Linked DNA regions of Homo sapiens: region 1 is linked to region 2. A link is a contact called in ENCODE Hi-C data. All regions are on one chromosome and are shown on one strand. Each heading gives the region's core, a stretch centred on a gene start or an enhancer-like site at or near the end of the contact. The rest is flanking DNA. Distances are from core to core; before and after follow the strand shown.

What was found. Hi-C counts contacts between places; a loop is a spot of excess contacts on that map. Pooled maps may share reads with other maps.
Region 1: a map of natural killer cell shows a loop between it and region 2 (14-fold over the local background). The contact joins the promoter of SEC22C here to the promoter of ZNF621 in region 2. A Hi-C loop is called at or near these places in 2 of 168 maps with a recorded cell type or tissue (CD4-positive, alpha-beta T cell and natural killer cell) and 7 of 50 pooled maps.

The regions. Positions count from the first base shown.
Region 1 is chr3:42,580,434-42,584,223 of GRCh38, reverse strand. It overlaps SEC22C (SEC22 homolog C, vesicle trafficking protein), which reads left to right and starts at 2,257. Exons shown (of 7, transcript NM_032970.4): 1 at 2,257-2,378. It also overlaps a transcript of SS18L2 not described here. RefSeq lists enhancers at 1,842-1,971, 1,964-2,790 and a silencer at 2,172-2,501.
Region 2 is chr3:40,523,262-40,527,161 of GRCh38, reverse strand. ZNF621 (zinc finger protein 621) reads right to left here and starts at 2,202. Exons shown (of 5, transcript NM_198484.5): 1 at 1,888-2,202; 2 at 1,298-1,383. The coding sequence starts at 1,321. RefSeq lists enhancers at 1,721-1,860, 1,420-2,232, 2,511-2,600 and a silencer at 2,161-2,320.

The sequences.
Region 1 (3,790 bases), core at 1,008-3,507, 2.1 Mb before region 2:
ATATGCACCTGCTGTGTTGACATCTGTATTAGTCAAGGTTCTCCAGAGAGAGAGAACCAATGTGATATCTATATATCTACAATATAGATCTATATCTATAGATATATGGGAGGGGATTTATTAGGGGAACTGGCTCACATAGTTATGGAGGCTGAGAAGTCCCACAATAGACCATCTACAAGCTGGAGAACCAGGGAGGCTGGTAGACTGCTTCAGTTCAAGACTACCCTGTCTTAGACTTGGCCTCAGAACCAGGGAAGCTGAATGGTGTATCTCCCAGTCCAAGGCCCAAGCCGGGAGAACCTGGGGAACCACTGGTACAAGTCTTGGAGTCCAAAGGCTCAATACTTGCTAAATGAATAAATGGACGGACTCTACTACCTAATCTCCTAGAGTTAGGAGATTAGGGGAACGGGGAATTCTGATGCCAAGGGCAGAAGAGGGGTGTCCCAACTCCAGAGTAGAGAATTTGCCTTTCCTCTGCCTTTTTGTTCTATTATGTGGTGCCTGCGCATATTAGATGAGGACAGATCTTCCTTACTCAGTCCATTGACTTAAATGCCAATATCTTCTGGGAACACCCTCATAGACATACCCAGAAGTAATGTTCCCCCAGCTACCTGAGTATCCCTTAACCTAGTCAGGTTGACATCTAAAACTAATCATCGCAAAATCCTAACCAAGTCTCAAAGGTGCCTCAAATTCAACTTGTCTAAGATGGAGCTCAAGATCAATCTTATCTCCTCTTCCAGTGTTCTCCATATCTGTGAATCCCTGCACCATCCATCCATTTATCCAAGGCTGAACAGTGGCATCATCCTTGAAGCTGCTTCATCGCCCCTTCACATCCAACTCATCACCAAGTCCTATTGATTTTGCTCCTACATTTCTCTGCAGCCTTCTTAGATCTCTTTTTCTTCACTCTCACCCTAGTCCACACTCCAGCTCCATTCTCTCTTGCCCAGATGACTGCACTGGCTCCCAGGCCAGTCCCACCATAGCTCTGTTGAGACTTCTCCATTTTGATCTGCACTTTAGCAGCCAAAGTGAGTTTTATAAAATGCAATTTTGACCAGTGTTCTATGGTCCTAAACTTTCCACTATGGTCCATAAAATCCTACATGGTCCTGCCCCTTCTATTCGCTCTAGTGGATCTCACTCCACTCCTTTATTCTCTAAACTCTGAGTTTCTTTTCTTTTTGTGGTAAAATGTACATAACCATTTTTAAGTGTGCAGATCTGTGGCATTTGGTACATTCACATTGTTGTGTGATCATCACTACTATCCATTTCCAGAACTGTTTCATCTTCTCCAGCTGAAATTCTGTACCTATTAAGCACTAACTTTCCATTTCCCCCTTTCTGGGTTTCTTTTCATCCCTCAAAGGAGCTCTGCTGCCTTCCACAGAGTTCTTATATACATGCTAATCTCTCCATCTGAAACACACTTCCTCTCCCCTTTGCCTAGTTAGCCTCCTGTGATTCCCAACACCAGCCTAGAAGCTTCTGTAAATTCTCCCAAAACCCCTGCTCCTCCCTGAAGAGCAGTTTGTATTTATACAGGTGTTTGATTGTTTGAAGGGTGCTCTCACCCTGCCTCCTCTCTTAACATAGTTTTTCGTGTCAGGAATTCCTCGCTTTGTCCACAACCCCTGGCACATAGCAGGTGCTCAATACTTGCTAAATGAATAAATGGACGGACTCTGCTACCTACCTAATCTCCTTCCAGCCAGTCATCCATCTGTGGGTGCCTCGGTCCCCAGCTTGGGGTGTGTCCCCCTGGGTCGGACTTTGGCGCCCCATCCAGGCTGGCAGTAGGTTGTGCTCTTTGGTTTGCCTATCTCGGGCCTCCCGCCCAGCCGCGCGGACCGCAGAACATACGCCCCGGGCGTTATCACTCTGTCACGCGGAGCCTCCCCGCCTCCAGACGTCAGTCCGGTTGCTACCCCGGCAGGAATCGAGCTTAGATCACGAAGGCTCCTTCTCACCTCCGGACGTGAGAATTACAGGCTTGGATCTCAAACCGCCGCGGTGAGAGCCGGGAGGTGGGAAGAAAGTTGGGAGGCGCGCGCCCCCGTCACACTCCCTCTCCGTTTGGGTCGCAGCCCTTTAAGAACCACTACGTTCGCGCCTTCGCCGGGACGGGGGCTGTGGAGGCGCGCCGGGATTGGTCGGTTTGGGTGCGGGTGTCGCTTAGCAGCAGCGAATGCGGGGTAGGGGGGAGGTGGGGTGGCTCAAGACTCGCGCACGCGCACCACGGCCTACCTGCGCCTGGGCTGCCGGTGACCTGGGCCGAGCCCTCCCGGTCGGCTAAGATTGCTGAGGAGGCGGCGGGTAGCTGGCAGGCGCCGACTTCCGAAGGCCGCCGTCCGGGCGAGGTGAGGGCTGGCGGGCGGAGGCGGGTGCCGCGGCCCGTTAGCCAAGAGCAGGCGGGTTAGGGTGTGGCGCAGGGCGGGCCCAGAGGTGGAGGCGGCCCAGGGCCCACCCGGCCCTCAGTCCCGGCCTTGACCATGGGGCTCCCCACGGGGCTTCACTGGGCTTCTTGGAGTCCTCTGTCCCCTTTCTCCCGTCAGCCTGTTCCCGGACCCCGGGGCCACCCAAGGCACGCGCCTGCAGGAACCCTGGGCTGACAGATGGGCGCCAAGGGCTTCTCCCAGTTGGAAGAGATGGGGAGTGAGAAAGGGGACGATTGTTTCTTTAACCATTCACGAAGCTCACGTCAGAGCATTGTTTAATCTGAATAGCAAACTTCCCTTAGCATGCCCGTGTTATTAGACTTTAAATATTGGATACACTGAACCAACTTTTCAGAGCACTAGGTGTAGGACGTTCCATTACAGGTTTTGTGTTCATTACAGATTTACACATGTACCTCCAGAGCCAGAAGGATAAAGCACTCGGGGAAAAATTAGGTTTGTAGAAATAAAAGCCACGGAAGACTATTGCCAGTGTGAAAAGTAATTGGTGAAATTTGTGACATGGTCAGAAAAAAATACAGCTCAGAACCAACATATAGGGTAATATTTAATTACATTTTGCAGAGAAGAGTTGATCCCACTAAAGATAATTTTAGTAAAATGAAAAATGGAAGCAACTGGAAATGGTTTAACGTTGCCAGATAGAATTAAATAAACAAATAGTGTTTCCTCTGGAAAGTACATTTTGGACAATGTTAATAGCTCTGATTTAAGTGTTTGCATTTGCAACAGAAGCCATCTTGGAGTCAGTGTTTTTTATTCTTAGAATAACTTAGAAATCAACTAAATTCAAAAAGTAACATGATCATAGAGAGGACAACCTGACTTCAAGGTAATACAGTGGATAAAGAGCAGTTGTAACAAGTGTAATCTCAGGCTCCTTCCTCTACCAACAGGTCTCTGATTAGCTTATTAGTGCTCTAAGGAGAAGAAATTATTTTAGAGAAAGGGAGTAGCTGTAATTCCCAAAGTTGGATTTGTAGAAGAAGGATGTGGTGGAAAGATCCTAGGCTTTAGAATATTTGAAGTAAGGAAGTCTGGGTTGAATCTAGCTTTACCTCTTGAGCCTTACAGCTGCAGTTTTCCCACCTATCCGGTATAGATTATGTCTACCTTATAGTTACAAGCATTTAATAACATTATCAGTGTAAAAGGTCCTATCAAGTTTAGTTCCCTACCCCTCTTAGTTCCTAACAAATGACGAAACTGACCTCTACCCTCCTCTTCACTCCATCCCCAAGCAACTTGGAGCCTTAATAGAATCTACAGATTTGGTAACCAGTTCTCAAGTCCTGTGGCTGAAGGTGAATTCA
Region 2 (3,900 bases), core at 953-3,452:
CCTGTAATTCCATCTACTCGGGAGGCTGAGGCAGGAGAATCACTTGAACAAGGGAAGTGGAGGTTGCAGTGAGCGAAGATCGCACCATTGCACTCTAGCCTGGGTGTTGCAGTGAGACTCCATCTCAAAAAAACAAACAAACAAACAAAAAACAGGTGCATGCCTGTAATCCCAGCTACTTGGGAGGCTAAGGCAGGAGAATTGCCTGAACCTGGGAGGTGGAGGTTGCGGTGAGCCGAGATAGCGCCATTGCACTCAAGCCTGGACAACAAAGGCGAAACTCCGTCTCAAAAACAAAAAAAATAAAAGGACAACACTTAATATCTTCTTAATTGACCAACACCTTTCTACCATCAATTTGCCACTAAGGGCTAGGAAAATCTTTTTAATATGTAAATCCAACCATGTCATCCCCCTGCTTAAAATTCTTCAGTGCCTTCCCAATGAACCAGTACAGAAACCACTGTCCTCACCATGACCTATAATACAGGTATCTATTTCTTCCATCTCATATTGAACCACTTTCTCTGACCCCTTCCAGTTTCTAGAGTACATCCAGCTTTCTCTGCAACTTCAGAGTCCTTGCATCTAGCATTTAGAAAATGTATATTAAAGCAACAATACTAGTCTCTCTGGGATACATACAATACAATTTGTGGGCAATCTCTCCAATAAAGAATTTCTGATTTCAAGCTAGTGCGGTGGCTCATGCCTATAATCCCAGCACTTTGGGAAGCCGAAGCGGGTGGATCACCTGAGCTCAGGAGTTCAAGACCAGCCTGGCCAACGTGGTGTAAACCCCGTCTCTACTAAAAATACAAAAATTAGCCACACGTGGCGGCGCACATCTGTAATCCCAGCTACTTAGGAGGCTGAGGTATGGGAATCACTTGAACCCAGGAGGCAGAGGCTGCAGTGAGCCGATATCATAGTGCCACTACACTCCAGCTTGGGCGACAGAGTGAGACTCCGTCTCACAAAAAATGAGTCTGATTTCAGTAGGTGACTTTCATTTCTAGAACACGATCTGGATTTCCACATTCAGAAAGAATTTCTTGGTATAGGTCCCCTTTCTTCCATTTAAATCTATACATCCAAACTCATCACTCTCTATACACAAAACTTTCATTTCCCCAGCACATATTTACATCTGCCATAGCCCTGGAGATAGATACAAAGGGGAAAACACAGCTTGGCCAAGTTAGGCCTTCCTCATCCTTTCCTGATTATCTGATAGCTAATGTGAGTAAAAAAACATAAACAAACAAACAAAAAAACTGAAAGAAGCTCAGCTCACCTGAGGCCAAGTTGTTTGGAGCATGGCGGATGTCCCCTGGCTTCATGCACTGTCTTCTGGGTTTGGACAAGCAAGATCCTCAAGAGCTAAGAGAAAAAGAGCCATGAGTGCTAAGGACCCTGTCGTCCACCACCTACAGCAACCTATGGCCCTCCCAGTTTCCACATTTCCAGCACTGGATGCACGGAGATTCTACTAGGACTCCCTCTAATTGTTCTCACGCTGATAGCCCCAAACTTCTTATGAATTGTTCTGCCTAGTCTTCAGGACAATCTTCCACCTGCCTGCTCAGTCCGAAGAGCTTTTTTTGAGCCCATTCGTACGGGTAAACTGAGGGACCCAAGAGCCCTGTCCCTATTGTGTTGGGTCTCTACAAACGTAAAGAGTCTTTACAGAATGCTTACAGGGACGATGACGTGGACCCAAAAGAAAGAACCTCAGGAGAAGAGGGACTGGGGTGGCTGAATGCGGATTAAGGGTAAAATACTCAGCGTCCCAGTGGGTGATGCTGACCGGAGACCCCACCCAACCGTGATCTTAACACTCCACCCAAGAAAACAGGCAACCCCAAACATCAGAAACGTCAGTACCGGGAGCCAGAGGCTGTCAGGGCAAGTTCTTTAGGGCAGAAAAGAGGATCAGGCCTCGGTGGCAAAGGGCTGGACACGGGCTCTAGAAGCCCGAGCAGCCACCTTGACGGCTTCGGCGAGGCCCAGATGCCCACGGTCCGGGTGAAGGAGGGGCGGGCCGCCATTGGGACCAAGTTCAGGGGTAGTGGGGGCTGACGAGCCGCCAGGGGCAGCGAGGAAGCCGGCACCGGGCGGACCTGGCACGTAGAACTCGCTGAAACCCACGCTCTGCAGAACGCCGAGGAGCTGGTCACTAACTAAAGGCCGAGCCGGAAGGGCGAGTGCACGCCCAGGGTCCCTCTAGGCCCCCGGAGGCCGCCATCTCGGTCGCCCCGTGGCCAGACCCGCCCCGCCTTTCATGGCTGGCCCCGCCCTGCGGAAGAGGCGAGGTTGCGGCGACCGGCTGGGCTGAGAGGCCGGCGGCGGGCGTGGAACTGTGGCGCTCTAAGCCCGGCTTTCTCCGGCAGCCGTCGGCATCGCCTCTGGCTGGAGTGTCACGGACTGATACAGCCTGGCTCTACCGAGACCTCGCCCTCTAGGCACAAGTGGGCCCCCAGTTCACGGGCTGCGCCTCAGCTGTTGGCCGCCTTGGCCCCGTGGCTCACCTGAAGCCTGGGCCGTGCAGGTGAGGGGAGAATGGCGCCTGCTTTGTCATCTCTAAGAGGCCCAAGCCCAGGATCTTGCTTGGGTCCTCAGCTGGGCAGTCCTCAGGGAAACCATGGTTTCCACTCGCCGTTTTAGCCCTCTCCCTTCCAAGGACCTAGATGTGCGTAGAACCTTTTAGGACAGATTCATTTAACAACCAAAACACCCGTGGCTACATACAGTTGCTAGGCATCCTGTATACACAGGACATGTCCTATATTAAATGATCTTGTCCTGTGTTGACTTTGGGAGGACACCCTAAATGTCTTATATTTAGCTTTTTCCAATAAATTACAAAAACTCGTAGTTACAGCTATTTTTCTGCTCAGTAACTGGCACTTAAATAAAATGTTAACACCAGCTGAAATATATATATCTCATACTTCCATAAATAATGATCTGGACAGACCTTTATGGTCTGTTCTGTTAGTTGGACTGCAGGAAGAAAAAACAGTGAAGAGGGGAGGCTGCTAATTAAAAGAACTTACTTTTCATATTCAGGAAAGGAAAAGACTGTTTTTTGACCAAAGTCCCAAGTCACTAACAAGTACTTGCCATTAATTTACATAATTTTAGATCAGTACACGTACTCTGAAAATCAACCAGTACACAACAGCCTCACTCCAAGCTTCTGAACATGAGCCAGTCAGTGATAAACACTTCCCGAAGCCAGCCAGTGGCAGCTCTACCCAGCTCATTGGCAAGTACCTCACTACTGTGCCCTTCCTTCTGGACAGGAGCCTTTCTCCAGTATCAAAGTGGTTGCTAAGATGGACAGACTTTGTTTTTTTTTTTTTTGCTTGTTTTTTGTTTGTTTGTTTTTTTGAGACGGAGTCTCGCTCTGTCGCCCAGGCTGGAGTGCAATGGCGCAATCTCGGCTCACTGCAAGCTCTGCCTTCTGGGTTCACGCCATTCTCCTTCCTCAGCCTCCCGAGTAGCTGGGACTACAGGCACCCCGCCACCACGCCCAGCTAATTTTTTGTATTTTTAGTAGAGACGGGTTTTCACCGTGTTAGCCAGGATGGTGTCGATCTCCTGACCTTGTGATCCGTGCACCTCGGCCTCCCAAAGTGCTGGGGATTACAGGCGTGAGCCACCGCGCCCGGCCCAGACTTTGTTTTACTTTAATCACGCTGATAACTTCTCCTGAACACAGTTCCAGATACCAGGCTCCTCACCACCAAGCATTTCCATGCTATAAAGGGGAATTGGTCTCCCACCACTAAAAGATAAAAAATGATCCTGGATATCTAGATATATTGCTTTATTACAGGGGTCCCACTTCTTGGATTTGTTATTCCTTTCTTAAGAATTAGACTGACTTATGAA